Linked DNA regions of Homo sapiens: region 2 is linked to region 1. The links are chromatin loops, found by intact Hi-C in ENCODE. Cell type or tissue: A673. All regions are shown on one strand.

Region 1 (8,000 bases):
TCTGCTTGCTCGTAGTAAGTTGACCGTTCTGCTTCAGTGCAGCTGCATCAGACCAATCTGTTTCAACTTTTATGTACAGTTGTGAGTTGTTTTTCAGTTGCCATGCCCCCTGCTCCCAGTTGAAGGTCATATAATCTGAGCATGCCCAGAGAAACCAGCGTGTAACCACTAGTAGAACCTGAGCGCTCAGACCGAGGAGTGGGGACTGTATTAAGAAGTGGACATCGTCTGGCAGGAGCCCTGGTGCCACCCCATGGCAGGATCCAGTCCCTTATGCCTACTGCCATCACCTCACCGTAAGATCCAATCAGATCACACCTCATTGCCCTCTGTCTATAAAACTTGCCCCAGCCCTCAGCTCAGGGAGACAGATTTGAGCATTTCCTCTTGTCTCCTTGCTAGTCAACACACAATAAATCTTTCTCTTTGCAAAAGCCTGGTGCTTTGATGTTTGACTTTCCATTACTGTAGGCAAATGAACTCAGTTTGGTTCTGCGACATTAATTTGCATACACTCAGTCCCAATTTAGTATTTAAAAATGTCCAGTTTATTCTGGGTGTGGTGGCTCATGCCTATAATCCCAGCACTTTGGGAGGCAGAGGTGGGAGGATTGCTTTAGACCCAGAGTTCAAGACCAGCTTGGACAACGTAGTGAGACCCCTGTCTTTGCAAAAAATAAAAAAATTATCTGGGCATGGTTGCATGTGCCTGTGGTCTCAGCTGAGGTGGGAGGATCACCTGAGCTGAGGAGTTCGAGGCTGCAGTGAGCAGAAATCATGCCACTGCACTCCAACTTGGGCGATAGAGTGAAACCCTGTTTCAGAAAACAAACAAATGAACAAACAAAAAACAAATAAAAATGTCGAGTTTAATATATTAATTAACACTTAAATCTTCATTCAAAGATAAGACCACTCCCCCTCCACCTTCCAGCAGGGGTTCTTAAGAGTTCCTTCCCCAACCTTAGATGGTCTGGAGCATGTGCGAGGGAGCCAGGAGTCTCTGAAGGGGAGGCCTAGGCGAGTTCTTCTGTGGCTCTCCATTCTTCTCTTCCACTCTCTAGATGCCATTTTGACCCCAGGAGATGGTGAGTGCTTTCTGTGCCTGGATGGCGTCACCCTCTCCAGGCTTGACAGATGTTTAAAGCTGTCTTTCTTCCTTGTGACACTTTTGTGAGCCCAGCGAGTGCCCATGCATTTCACGTGGTAGCCTGTAGATGAGGATGATGCCTCCCCTCTGGCTTGCTGATGCCCCTCTGCTGCTGGTCCTCACAGCACAGCATTCCTTACAGACTTACCCTGTTGGAAGCACCTTGTCCTCCTAGGTGGTCCCCTTGGTTGGGAATTAAAATGGCTCCAAGTCCACCTTCTCTGGCCCTTGGTCCCCAGGGATCCCCAGGAGACCTGTACACATCTTCACCTTGGCAAACTCCGGGCATGTAGGCCCCTCCTATTCGGGTGCAACAGCCTCTGTCCTGCTGCTACCGGCTGCGTTATTTCCCGAGACACAAGTTGGACACACATCTCCGGTGGCTCACAAGACATTTCCTACCCTCTGAGTGGTCCCTTGGAAGCCCCACATTGAGCTTGAGGTGAAGATGGAAGTACCTCACAGGGTGAACAGGGTTCCAAATAAGTCTCATTACAGATTTTCTATTTCTCCACCTCAATCCTTCTATATTCCAGAGGCAAAGACTTCTAAGGGTGGAGAAGAGAAGGGCAGGGCCAAGAGTTTGGGAACCAGTTTTTGGACCTGCATTTGTAAATTTTGGCTATGGTCACATGGCACCTCTCTTTGAAGTTTTACAATTGTTATTTCTTGGGATATCTATGAAAATGTTAATGTTAATGTCCTATTAAGTGTGTAACAATCTGGCTGTGTGCAGTATAAAAAGCTGGCTTGGAATATGTTGGGGAAAGGGAGGAATGGCATGGGTAGTTAACATAATAAAATCATTGAGAATTCATAATGTGTTAGGTGCTGTTCTAAGCATGTTGTAAAGAATAACGATCTAAATGGTCATAACTCTGTGAGTTGATAGGAATATTCCCTCCCCTGCTTTTTTATAGATTAGGAGAGAGGTACAGAGGAGATAGTTAGCTTGCCCAAGATGGCAGAGCTGAATAGCATAGCTGGGATTCCAGTCTGGGCAGTCTGACCCTACAGAATGGACTAAATTGCTATGTATCATTGGCTGCCAGAAATTATGCTAAGTGCTTTACATAGATTCTCTCACTGACGTGCTTTTAATAACTCTATGAGGTATATGTTACTATAGTCTGTATTTTATATGAAGAAACAATCTCAGGGAGGTTAATTAATTTGCTGAAGGTCATCTAATCAATGAGTGGTGGGGCTGGAATACTAATCCAGGTGGAATTGATTCCCGAGGTTTGCTGGTCGCTGCTGCAATACTGGTTTCCTCACAGAGAATGAAGATGTGCGACTTTTCCAGGAAAATGCAAAGGTGCAGACTCTGCATCCAGACCCCCTGAGGTTCAAGTCATGACCCCTCACTTCCCAGCTGGGGGGCATTGGTGTCTGGCTCCAGAATGTCCTCTTAATTGCTCTGCTATGTAGAGCTCCTACTCCGTGCCTCAGTCAACTTCACCTGTAAACTGACCATAATAATTGTATGACAGTGTAGGGTCATTATGAAGATAAAATGAGTTAATATGGGTAAAATGCTTAGAAGAATGTTTAGTGCATAATAAATGCTCTATAAATGTTAACTGTTATTGTTACACTAATTCAAGATGGAATCAGAACATTTTGCTGGGTGCAGTGCCTCAAACATGTAATCCCAGAACTTTGGGAGGACCACTTGAGCACAGGAATTTGAGACAAGCCTGGGCAACATAGTGAGACACTCTCTACAAAACAAACAAACAAACAAAAAAATTAGCCAGAGGTGGTGGCATGTGCCTGTAGTCCTAGCTACTTGGAAGGATGAAGCCAGAGAAGAGCTTGAGCCTGGGAGATCCAGGCTGTAGTGAGCAGTGATTATGCCGCTGCACTCCAGCCTGCACAACAGAGTAAGATCCTATCAAAAAAAAAAAAAAAAAGAGAAAATTTTACTGTTACCGTGTGTCTGTTCCTAGACTATTAGTACATAGAAAGTACAAATTTAGGTTGTGGAAATTATGCTTTGTTCCTCAATGTTCCCAGGGACTAAGAACTTCCATACAGAAGCAAATTGGCTCTCTGTCAAGGTGGTAATAATTATTAGGTTTCTTTTACTGTTTGCTTATCCTGTCACCTGAATACACCCATAAGCAATTACATAGGAATCAAGAACTGCAGTTTTTCTTGTAAAGAGCAAATTTGAATAGTCAGATATCTTGCTCTGATCAAAAGCTTGGCTGAGAAAAAATGATGTTTATGAACAGGATAGAGTCTTCCCCTAATTTATTCCTTCCTTCCTTCCTTCCTTCCTTCCTTCCTTCCTTCCTTCCTTCCTTCCTTCCTTCCTTCCTCCTTCCCTCCCTCTCTCTCTTTCTCTCTTTCTTTTTTTCTCTCTTTCTCTCTTTCCTCTCTCTCTCTCTCTCTCTCTGCCTTTCTTTCTTTTTTTTTTTTTGACAGAATCTTGCTCTGTTACCCAGGCTGGAGTGCAATGGCGAGATCTCGGCTCACTGCAACCTCCGCCTCCTTGGTTCGAGTGATTCCCTACCTCAGCCTCCTGAGTACAGGTACCTGCCACTACGCCCAGCTAATTTTTTGTATTTTTTACTAGAGACAGGGTTTCACCATATTGGTCAGGCTGGTCTTGAACTCCTGACCTCAGGCTGCCTTGGCCTCCCAAAGTGTTGAGATTGCAGGCATGAGCCACTGCACCCGGCCCCCTAATTTCATCATATGGATCCAATCTGTTCTTTTGACTTAGATGGATTCATTTACTCAGGGGCAGACTATTGAGTGCACAATTCTAGATACTGGGGATACATCCAGGAACAAACAAAACAGACAAAACCACCTGCCATCAGGGAGCGTATGTTGCAGTGGGTGAGAGAGACAATGAACAAATATGTGAAATATATAGTAAGTCAGAAGGAAATAAAGGAATAGTGAAAGATAGGAAAAGAGGGGAAATGCTAGGGGGTTTGCAATTTTGAATAGAGTAGTGTTGGCCCAAAAGGAAGAAGCTGAGGCCCAAATGATAATTTAAATAGTCTACTAGACCCAAAGTGAGGACAGTTGCCCAGAAGGCTCAGAGCCACATAACCTTGGACATGAGCTTCCTTTGGCCTTTGTTACAAGTAAGTTTCTAAAGGCAAAAAGGGGACAGGGAGCGTATCAGCGGACAACTGATACAAAGTTTTTTGTCAGATATTTTCACTGGTTTACAGAAATAATATTGATTTGTGATTGGCTATCCATGGTTAAGCTATAGGGTGGGTTATAAGTGTCTGGTGTGGCATTATTAGGCTAATTTACATCTACTGTGGCAACAACAAGCAGTTTCAAGAGATGAATACACAGCTCAAAGTGGGGAGTAGAGTGTGATTGCTGTCTGATTTTAATGTCTTTCTGGGCTTGAGAGAGAGATATATATAAATATAATATTATAATAATATAATCATATTATAGTATATATAATATGTTATATATTTTTATAGTATATATAATATATATTTATATAATATATTATTATAATGATATACAATATATTATATAAATATATATTATAATGACATATATATTATATGTGATATATATAATATATATCACATATATAATATATAAATATAATATATATTATATAATATATAATGTATAATATAATATATTATTATATAATATATAATAATATAATAATATACAATATAATATTATTATATATAATAATATATAATATAATATTATAATATATAATAATATATAATATAATATTATATTATATATAACAATATATAATATATTATTGTATTATATATAACAATATATATTATTGTATTATATATAACAATATATATTATTATATTATATATAATTATATATACATAATATATAATATAATATATTATATATAATATAGAATATAATAATATATAATATATAATATAATTATATATAATATATAATTATATAATATACAATAATATATTATAGTATATTATATATAATATATAATATAATATTATATAGTATATACAATAATATATAATATTATTATATTATAATAATAATATAGCTGTTGCTGGGGGAGGGATGCTATCCTTGCACAGGGCAAATGGTTGATGATGATGCCATTCATTTATATTGCACTTTGCAGTTTAGGAAGGTCTTTACAAATCTACATGGCAGGGCCGTGTCTTATTCATCACTGCTTCCCCAGTGCCTAGCAGACATCCTGTGCTCCCTGAGTGTTGAACATTCATTTTCTCATTTCTTCTCCTACAACAAACCTATAGGACAGTCAGGCAAGAAATCTTTATTTCCATTTAATATTTATTTCATTTAGGATCATTAGGAGTGAAATCACAGAGCCGCCTGCTAAGTGGTGAAGCTACTGGACTTTTAAGTCCTGTGGGTCTTTCCCTTCTATCTTGGAAGGTATTAAGAAGCCCAGTCCTTTCCTACAGAATGATTGGCAGATAATTAACTTTTTGGTGGTGCCGTTTATTTGAGAGGTAAACGAAACCAGTAGTGCCTCATGCCTAGAATTTGAAGGCCAAATTAAATTTTCTCCTATCGTGTGTGGCTAGAGAAAATAAGAAATCCTGTTAAAGTATAAACTCAGGCATGAAACTGTTGCTCTGAATCTTGTTATCATTTAACATTGAACAAAGCGAACCAGAACAAGACATGCAAAGGCCTTTTACATGCTGCTTAAAGTTACACACCCAGGAAATCATATGCACATGTCTATGTGCACATACATTGAATTGCAAGTTCAGTGGCTTTAAATCTTCTTTCCATATGCAGAATTTTTATAAGCAGCAAATGCTACAGATGTGACTTTGGGGTTTAATGAAAAAATTTGTATGGATAACATATGTTTCCTTTATAGAAAACAATCTCAGCCTGTTGAAATTGCCTGAGTTTTCAAGTGATCGTGGAATAATTTGATTTGACTCTTAAGTCTTAGTTTCCTTCCCATTTTTTTTGGTGTGTCATGGTTCCTGGGAGAGTCTTATTTTTAATTCTGGAGTCCTGTTCTAAATAAGAAAAAGGAATACTTCTTTATTTGTAGTTGATTCTATGTAAATATGTCTTTGACAAATGTGAAAATGTTTTAGGTGCTGGGAGGTACATGGTATATGTAAAATTGTAACTTCATGTTCTTTGCTTCAACTTTGGGGGACAGATTTAATTAGCAGCCTAACTGAGTTTCTTTAGCCTAATTGAGTTTCTCTGCTCTTGGAAGAGCATGCGTTAGGGAAATTATCTTAGAATAAGTTAGAAGCGAGCCTGCAATTTTCTTGATCTTGAATGCCCTTTGGGAGAAATGGTATGAGTTAGTATTAAGTTACTCTATTTGAAGATTCATCATCTTTCAAACACACACCTTAAAGAGGCCATACATTTCTCATAGAACTTACTACAGGGTCTGATTTTATATTTTAGTCTCATCTTGGATATGCCCTAAACTCTGCAATATGTCTCCTGTAGCTTTTCTAAAGGATCAGCAGTTTGAGATTTCTAAGGAAACCAAATTAATTTTGGCAGAAATAGTTAAAGCCATGGTGAGAATGGGGTTCAAGACACTCTACCCCAAAATATGGTACCTTGCGATATTGAATATTTTAAACTGAGGGTCTTGGAGAAAATGGCAGAAGTAGGAAGGTCACTCTGATCTCCTCCCATTCTGCTCTTACCTTTCTCCCATGGAGCAGGTTATAAAACCCAGGAAGGATTTTCTGATGTTCCTCTGAAGCAGGTCATAAGCCCCTCATGGGAGAGGTATCTTCTCTATACCTGGAGAAAAGGAGCATTCTTATTTCCAAAGGCACAGGGTCACAAGAGAGGAATCTGCATGAACAGGCCTTGTTTACTTATGCTATGGAGCAAATGGGCTCACTGCCTGATGCATACAGAAGTGAAGAACTATGGCACCAGTTTTTGAGAAAAGAAGGCCTTTATTGTAAGACCAGTCAGCAAAGGAGGCAGGAGGGGGCTCAAATCTGCCTCTCTAATTTGAGGTCTGGGGCAAGTTTTAAAGAATCAGAGGGCAAGGGAAAGGATTGAAGAGTGTTGGCTGAGCGGGGTCTGATTGGAGGCCTTCACATTTCACCATTTACAGTAAGATATGTTACGGCAGATTTTAGCCCTGGATCTTCGGGGCCAACAGACCTCTTGCTTCTGAAAGAGCTATGTGTTTAGGTTCTGGTCATGTTCTAGAACTTCTTGGTTCTGAGGGGAGGGAATCATTGGTTCCGGGTGTGTTAGAGGTAAAAGCTTTTTCTATTGCACATGCCCGTGCTACAGAATTTGTAGTTTTTGGCTCTGTTATACCCAAAAGGTAACTTGACAATTTGTTATCAACAGAATAGGCCCAGTTTGGGCTGGTTTCATGGTTACACTTACACCCTTTACCCTATCACATTATTCTACCATGACTCTCCATTTTTCTTCAAAAACCTACTATAAAAAGCACTCAGATTTAACTGTTTCTTTGGGTCTTCGTTTCCTCATGAAGGGTCTCATGACACATAAAACTTATATTAAAAGCATTTGTATGCTTTTCTCTTGTTAGTCTTTCTTTTGTTAGAGGGTCCCCAGCCATGAATGTAGAAGGGTAGGTAGGGGAGAAAAAGTGATATTCTTTCTTCCCCCATTGCAAGGTTCATGGCTGACACCACCACAACAAAAGATGGACTAACAAGATAAAAGCATGGCACATTTAAAAAATACTAGTTTTACATGACCTGGGAGTCTTCAGAAATGAAGACCCAGAGACCCAGGGAAAACTGTGTTTTTGTGCTTAGGTTCAATGAGCAGTGGACACTTGTGTAGAAGAATGACTGGATAAAAAAGGGGGTATGATTTAATGTTAATA
Region 2 (8,000 bases), 360 kb before region 1:
TCCCTCTTCTTTTTTTTCCCTCTTCTCAGGAAATTAGGGATTGTTACAGTATACATCTAGTCCTTTGTTTTTCTTATTCTAGTGTGCATTTTAATAAAGTCTTGGCTTTTTGGCTAAAAGACTTAGGTTGATGCTGTGTATTTGTGCTATTTTTGTAAATATCAAGTCTAAATCAAGTTACCCAATCACTAGTAATTAGAGCTGGGGAAAAACTGAAAAGAAAAGAGGGTCTAGGATATAGCTCTAGGACATCTATTTTTAAGAAAAACCACTTTTGCCACATGCATATTGCAGGATGAGAGCAGATAGAAGGAAAATCTGTTTTTGGAATTGCATGTGTAAAAATTACCTGAGTAGCATAAAGATGAGGTGGTTAGCACTGATAACGAGAGAAAATGTGTAGGTGAAGAGAATTCATTTAAAATCTTCAGGCTGAGCATGGTGGCTCACACCTGTAATTCTAGCACTTTGGGAGGTTGAGGGATCACTTGAGCCCAGGATTTTGAGATCAGCCTGGGCAACATGATGAAACACCATCTGTACCAAAAATACAAAAATTAGCTGGGCGTAGTACCACACTCTTGTAGTCCCTGCTACTCAGGAGGCTGAAGCATGAGGATCACTTGAATCAGGAGGTTGAGGCTGCTGTGAGCTGTGACTGTGCCACTGCACTCCAGCCTAGACAACGGAGTGAGACCCTGTCAAAAAAAAATAAAAATAAAACTTCAATACTTTTAACTTCAAAGCAAAATTTTTAGGAAATTGTTTAGAATACAGAAATCTGTATAATAATTAAAATATTTATGTCCAAATAATTTCAATATTGTATATTATACTTTTCTCAGAATTTCAGCATGTTTCTACTTTATTTTATTAAATTTACCACTCTAAAAACTGATAATTACTCGTAATTTGGGATGATAAAGATGGCAATTATTTGGCTTGGCTTTTGGCAACCTGATAGTTCACTAGTTAGGTGCTTATACAGTTTTCAGCCGTCTTTGTTAGTGTAATCTACTCAGACAAGATTTATTAATACCACCTGCGTGCCCAGCTTAGAGTCCGTTATCCTGTAGAAATTATGTGTTTTCTTCTACTCCTAGTTGTTGGCATTTTTATCCCACTCTATTAGATTTAGTCATTCAAAGTGAAAGTAAGTATAGAGAGATTTTGTTTGCTTGGTTTTAAGCTAATGCACTCATTTTGCTGTATGGCTCAAATACTTAAAATATTTATCAGAGCTTATCACTGTAATACAACATCCAGTTTTTAACTTGAGAGTTCATTCTCCCTAACTTTATAAAGTATTTCACCTGTTCACGATAATGTCATAGTCTCCTAGTGTGCAGATCATTGATGGCCCAAAGAAAAAAAAATCTAAGTATAATATGGATTCTCTGAATAATTTTCATCTCTAAGCCCATTATTTTCATTTTATATATCTCAGTGTATTTTCTGCAATAACTTAAATGTCACTTTTTAAAATTAGATCACAAGTTTTATATTATTTATGGTACCTTAGCATACTTTTCTGAGTCAGCTTTGTTCCATTTAGAGAAAAGTCATCATATGTGTCTTTTTGACTACTTTTTCAATGATAAATCTTGGGGAAAAAGAAAAAAAACCCACCACAGTTTTAATTTAAAATAATAGCTTTAGGCTGAGCACGGTGGCTCACGCTTGTAACCCCAATAATGTAGGAGGCCAAGGTGGGAGGATTGCTTGAGCCCAGGAGTTCAAGACCAACCTAGGTGACCAGTGAGACCCCGTCTCTAAAAAAATTTAAAAATTAGCTAGGTGTGGTGGCGTGTACCTATAGTCCCGGCTGCTCGGGAGGCTGAGAGGGAAGGATCACTTGAGCCCAGAAAGTTGAGGTTGCAGAGAGCCAAGATCACGTCACTGCACTCCCCCCTGGGTTATACGGCAAGAGACCTTATCTCAAATAATAATGATAATAATCATGATGACAGTAATAATAATAGCTTTAGATAGACTACAGTAAATATGTTTTAAAAATCTTTTCAGTTATTTTATGTTTAATGTTAAAATTCCTACCCTCCCAAATAGCAAGGGATACATATGCTTTTAGTGTAAATGTTCTATGCCTTCTTTGTTGTTCTTGTTTTGAGATGGAGTCTCGCTCTGTCGCCCAGGCTGGAGTGCAGTGGCACGATCTCAGCTCACTCCAAACTCTGCCTCTCAGGTTCAAGCAATTCTCCTGCCTCAGCCTCCCGAGTAGGTGGGATTACAGATGTCCTCCACCAAGCCAGCTAATTTTTTTTTTATTTTTCGTAGAGACGGGGTCTCACCATTTTGGCCCGGCTGGTCTCAAACACCTGATCTTAGGTGATCCACCCACCCTGGCCTCCCAAAGTGCTGGGATTACAGGCATCAGTGGCCACACCTGGCCAACTTTTATTTTTCAAGAGAAAGAAGCACATAGTCTATCTTAGTAAATTTTCCCAATGTCTAATGTTGCCTCCAATCTAGAAGCCATGGTTTATATTTAACCTAAATATATGGATGGTTCATAACTTTACTCCAAGAAAAATAGTCACCTTTTTTTTTTAATTTTTTTTCCTTGGTGACCATATTCCAAAGCTTCTAGATATCTTCATCTATAGTTGATTACAGATATATGTATATAGATCTACATCCTTTCCACACGTCATAAACATTGGCAGCATTACCACACCTAGTTTCTGATAGAAGCATTTTTATTTATTGGAATATGGAGGGTTGGCTGGCTCCTGAGAGGCCTCCTAGAGTGGCATGATCTTGGCAGTTTCGTGCAGGTTCACACACTCAGCTTGATCTTTTCAGAGTCTGGAAGTGATTAGGCTCAGGGAAAGACCTAGATATGGCAACTAGAATAGTGAGCAAGTACAACTGTCGAGTGACCTAGACACATGCTGTTAACGAGCTCATTCTTTCAGTGGCCAGGTGGACATGGGATGCCAGATTCTAACCCAAGATTGCTTGATGTGTTGGAATTATAATGGTAAAATAAGGTCTGTGCCAGCCACTCATTAACTCATCTGATTCTCACAAGAACCCTCTGATCTTGGTGGCACAATCATACCCATTTACCAAAGAGGAAGCATAGGCACTTTAAGTGTTCTGTACTTTGCCTGAAGACTCAGCTAGTAAGAACAGAGTTGCAAGCTGGACATGTGCAGTCAGACTCCAAGAGCTCTAAAATCATACTGAGTTCCTCTTGAATACAAACAAAAGGAGTTAATTATATGGTTCAGATCTTTGATAGCATCAGACTATGATTTCCTGTTGCAGCCATTTCCACAACCAGACTCATGTTTGTCTCATGAGTCAACAAGCAGCTAACCTTGGCTGGGAGCCATGTGGCTCCTTTCAAGGGACTATCTACTGTGGTCCTTTAAGTGTAGACTTTGTGGTTTAACTGTCATAAGGCAATCTTAATTTGCTTTATTTTCAGATTCCTAATGGTGGGAGCACACATCACTTTTTACGCTCTAGTTCTTTATGTTTTCTTTTTCCCCCTTTCTGTTTATACATTCTGGTGTTGTGCTTGAATGTTAATATCACAGCATTGGGTATTTGTGTAGACTTGTCCACTGTGACCCTTTCCAGTCCCCTGGCCCCCACCCCCGTAAAGTATAATTTTTCCTAGATTGAATCCCAGAAGTAATATGTACATTATTTCATCTGATTTACTATGATTTTCTTCTCTGATTTCAGAGTGGACAAGATTACATCTGAAAATGCACCAACTAAAGAAACCAATAACATTCCCAACCATAGAGTGCTAATTAAACCAGAGATCCAAAACAATCAAAAAAACAAGGAAATGAGCAAAATTGAAGAAAAAAAGGCATTAGAAGCTGAAAAATATGGATTTCAGAAGGATGGTCAAGATAGACCCTTAACAAAAATTAATAGTGTAAAGCTGAATTCTCTGCCATCTGAATATGAGAGTGGGTCAGCATGCCCTGCTCAGACTGTGCACTACAGACCAATCAACTTGAGCAGTTCAGAGAACAAAATAGTCAATGTTAGCCTGGCAGATCTTAGAGGTGGAAATCGCCCCAATACAGGGCCCTTATACACAGAGGCCGATCGAGTCATACAGAGAACAAATTCAATGCAGCAGTTGGAACAGTGGATTAAAATCCAGAAGGGGAGGGGTCATGAAGAAGAAACCAGGGGGTAAGTGTCTGTCTTGTCATTATGAACCCAGGTTTCTTTGATGCTGTGTTGGTGGAGATTGGTTTCTGAGCTACTGATTAAAATATTGGTTTAAATTGTGTTTTAGCTGTTATAGCTTCATTACTACGTCTTTTGTTTATAATGATCAGATATAAGTATTTATTCTCTGTCTCTTATGTTCTGTCACCCAACTTTGCTAATGGCAAGGAGTCATCCTTCCTGGCCAAGCACAAGGAAAGGCTTGGGTTACAGGCAGAGATCGAGTTTATTTGGGAGAGGGAGGGAGCAAGCCCTGTCCTCCCAACCCACCCCTGTCTTGTCCCCTGCCATTATCACCTCTTCTCTGACTGTCCTCCATTACCAGTTTCTGCAGGTTGGTACAATGCAAGGATCTCCTGAGACAAGTAATATGGAGGCAGCAAAGGCCTACTGCTCTCTAATTCCCAGTCTTATTCTTGGGCTTTCTTTAAATCAGAATGCACATAACTATTAAATTCAAGGCCAGGCGCAGTTTTTCGGCTTGTAATCCCAGCACTTTGGGAGGCCAAAGCAGGAGAATCGTTTGATGCCAGGAGTTTGAGACCAGCCTGGGCAACCTAGCAAGACCCTATCTCTGTAAAAAATTCTTAAAAATTAGCCAAGCATAGTGGTGCATACCTGTAGTACCTACTACTTGGGGGAAGTTGAAGTGGGAGGATTGCTTGAGCCCAGGAGTTGGGAGCTGCAGTGAGCTATGACTGTGCCAGTGCACTCCAGCGTGGCAGCACAGTGAGAACCCAACTCTAAAAAAAAAAATGTAAATATATTTATATGAGCATTTATTCATTTTTGCATGCACCTTTTCTTAATATATTTATTTTGCAACTACTATATGCTAATTGTGGGACCGCAAAGTAAAATAATGAAAAGATACAGTCCAGATACTCACAGAGATAATTCTCTAGTAGAGGAGACAATTGAATAAGTAGATGCAATTTAGTGTGACAAATACAATGAAGGCAGACCAGGGTGCTGTAGGAACACATTTCGGGACAACAGCACAATCTTAAGGATTCAGAGTCTAGGAAAACCTTTGTAGAGGAAGCAAAACACAAGCAGTGATACGAAGAATAACATGCATATTATGGCTTAGATATGCAAAGCGCCAGGCTTGGTAGAGAACAGAAGAATCAAAAGAAATCCAGTATGACTTGATTGTAACTGGGGAATCAATGAGTGAAGAACAGGCTAGAGACATAAGCTAGGAGAGAGAGATTCAGATTGGTGTCTCAGAAATCTGGATAATAAATTGGAGAAAGTTCAAAAGTTACTTAAGTGATTGAAGTGAGAAGAGGATGAGGATGTATTCGGGATATAATTGACAAGTCTAGTTGATTGCTTTGATGTGCTTGATTGCAAACTCGTCTTGCTCAAGATTAAGTTTGGTGCCGGGCAAGGTGGCTTGAGTCTGTAATCCCAGCACTTCGGGAGGCCAAGGCGGGCAGTTCAGTTGAGGCCAGGAGTTCGAGACCAGCCTGGCCAAGATGGTGAAACCCCATGTCTACTAAAAATACAAAGATTAGCCAGACATTTTAGTGCTCACCTGTAATCTCAGCTACTGGGGAGGCTGAGGCAGGAGAATCTCTTGAACCCGGGAGGCAGAGGTTGCAGTGAGCCAGGATCGTGCCACTGCACTCCAATCTGGAAGTTTCTTGAAGGAAATCAAAAATGACACCCTGCCTTTTAGGCCTGGGCAACTAGGGTGATTTGGTGCCTTTTACTGCAAAGAAAAGATTTGGGAAAAGAGAAGATAGTGGTTGGATGGGTTATGTGAGGTAATACATATGTTAATTAGCTTGGTTTAGCCATTCCACAATATACATATTTCAAAACATGTTGTTCACCATAAATATATATAATCTTATTTGTCAATTTTCTTTAAAAAGGAAACTGGCAGATGCTCAAATTTACCAGTAATCAGGGAATTGCACATTAAAGAAACAATTAGGCATTATTTTTCACTTACCAGATTGACCAAAATCATAAATAAAAGAATTAAGGCATAGATGAATAAAAATTAGATTACTTAATGTTGGATGGAATGACAGACATGAATAAGCTTATATATTACTAGCAGGAAAATAAATTAATACAATGTGATTAGACAGAAAAGAAGCAGGAAGCAGGTCTGGGGGGAAAAAAATGAAAGGATGTTTGGAAGTACTTGGGAAAGTAATCACTTTCAGAAAAATTATAAAAATCCAAATCAGAAGATTGGTGCGTCTCTGCTCACCAAGTTAAATCTTACTTCAAAGAAGAATCACTTTTCCCCGAAAATCATACTTTCTTAAGTTTAAAAGTGTATAGAGAGAGTCAACAGATATCTGGAAATTAGAGGATTTTTAAAAATTGTGAAGTATAAATACTAGTTTTAGGTTCCTTTATGAGTGTAATTAATATCAGTAAAGTCTTTCAGTGACTTCTTCCTTTTGGACATACACCAACAGCTTCTGAAGGCTGGTTTTAGGTTATTTTGAGCTAAGATTTTCTCTGGGTTCCTCCTACATTTTTGGGTTAACTGTTATGCCAGTTTTTATAAATACTGTTATTTAGATGTTCTTTTGAAATGGCTTGAGTCCACTTTGGATCATAAGAAAATATCATCTACATTATGATATAAACTTCATCATAAAAATAGTTGTAGTGTTTTATAATGAAATGATTTTTTATTGGTGGAATGAAACAATTGTAATTCAATATATAAATCATTTTTTAAAAAGCTTTATGAAAGTCTTCTATTATTAAAGTTCTGATAGAAAGAAAAAGGTTTAATATTTAGTCAAAATAGTAGATCCCTGCATCTGTGAACAAAGCTTTAAAGTTTCATTCTGAGTGGCAGGCACTGTTAAGATGCATGGTCCTTAAGCCATTGTTCTGCATGGCAGAATCACAGGGAAAGGGCTTTTATGGTGCTTGACAGGCAGCTGCTGGCCAATGGGGCACTAAATCTGATGTAGGAGCTTAGAGTGTTCATTTCTTAAGCTTTCAGTTAAAAGTAAATCACACTTTGCTTAATTTGAATTTCTTTGGGGAAAAAAGTCACTAAAGGGAATTGTAGTTTTGAAAAACAGGTCTCAAAGTGCTAGAAATATATGGGATAAAAATAAATTTGCTTGATAATAATTTAATTTTTAATTAAAATTCCCCAAATGTGGTTCCAAAGATGACAGAAGAGCCTTTTAATGTCATTAATTAGGCAAGCTTACTAAAAATATATATATCCTGCTGTTAATGATCATATGATAGTTGACAGTTCAGGTTCAATATACGTCTCTACAACAGGGTCCAACCCAAACATTATGAATACTTCAGAGCACTTGACAAAAGTGTTTTAGTGTAATTATATTTTTGAACTATAATTTAGATATTAGTTTATAAGCAACTTTGGGTGTGTTTTAGATTGATAATGTATGTCCCCTTCCTTACATGTTTCTATGATATAGCTCAGTGCTTAATCTCTAGCTTTTTGCATATTAAGCCTCCTGTAGTATTTCTTCAATTTATGAATGACCAAACAAACCAAGGTGTGTCAGAGTAAATTGCTTTAGTACTAGGGCAGTCTCTTTGATGGAGTCAGCTTTCCCTAGCTGACATATTTGCACATAGTCATGGGATTGCCAGCTCTGGATGTTTTCCAGTTTCTGGCTTTCGTGTGATAGGAGACGGTGAAGATGGGGAGGAAGACCAAGCAGAAACAAAATAGGAAATACCCATGGAGGGAAAGCCTCAAGGAATTGAACTCTTTATACTGGTTATATAAGAGCAATTGGGTACCT

The links. Hi-C counts contacts between places; a loop is a spot of excess contacts. Peaks named below come from ENCODE experiments on the same cell type or tissue, not always from the same donor. Only the 100,000 strongest peaks of a DNase experiment are listed, where the experiment ranks them.
Region 2: a loop joins it to region 1, with 2.2 times the contacts of the local background. A loop is called at or near these places in 2 of 110 quality-filtered maps.

What each region holds. Positions count from the first base shown.
Region 1 is chr12:19,627,487-19,635,486 of GRCh38, forward strand. All of the region lies in intron 3 of LOC101928387 (a long non-coding RNA gene), which reads left to right. Among named protein-coding and RNA genes, the nearest start is that of AEBP2, 190 kb to the left of the region's middle. RefSeq lists an enhancer at 718-1,218. In A673, no CTCF peak of the experiment used is centred here; DNase peaks (open chromatin) are centred at 3,255, 3,885, 5,365 and 5,735; H3K27ac peaks cover 7,000 bases.
Region 2 is chr12:19,270,799-19,278,798 of GRCh38, forward strand. PLEKHA5 (pleckstrin homology domain containing A5) reads left to right here. Exons shown (of 32, transcript NM_001256470.2): 11 at 3,718-4,185. It overlaps LOC124902892 (a long non-coding RNA gene), which reads right to left. Exons shown (of 3, transcript XR_007063235.1): 1 at 7,999-8,000; 2 at 5,768-5,944; 3 at 4,886-4,967. Among named protein-coding and RNA genes, the nearest start is that of PLEKHA5, 150 kb to the left of the region's middle. In A673, no CTCF peak of the experiment used is centred here; DNase peaks (open chromatin) are centred at 2,863 and 3,223; H3K4me3 peaks cover 274 bases.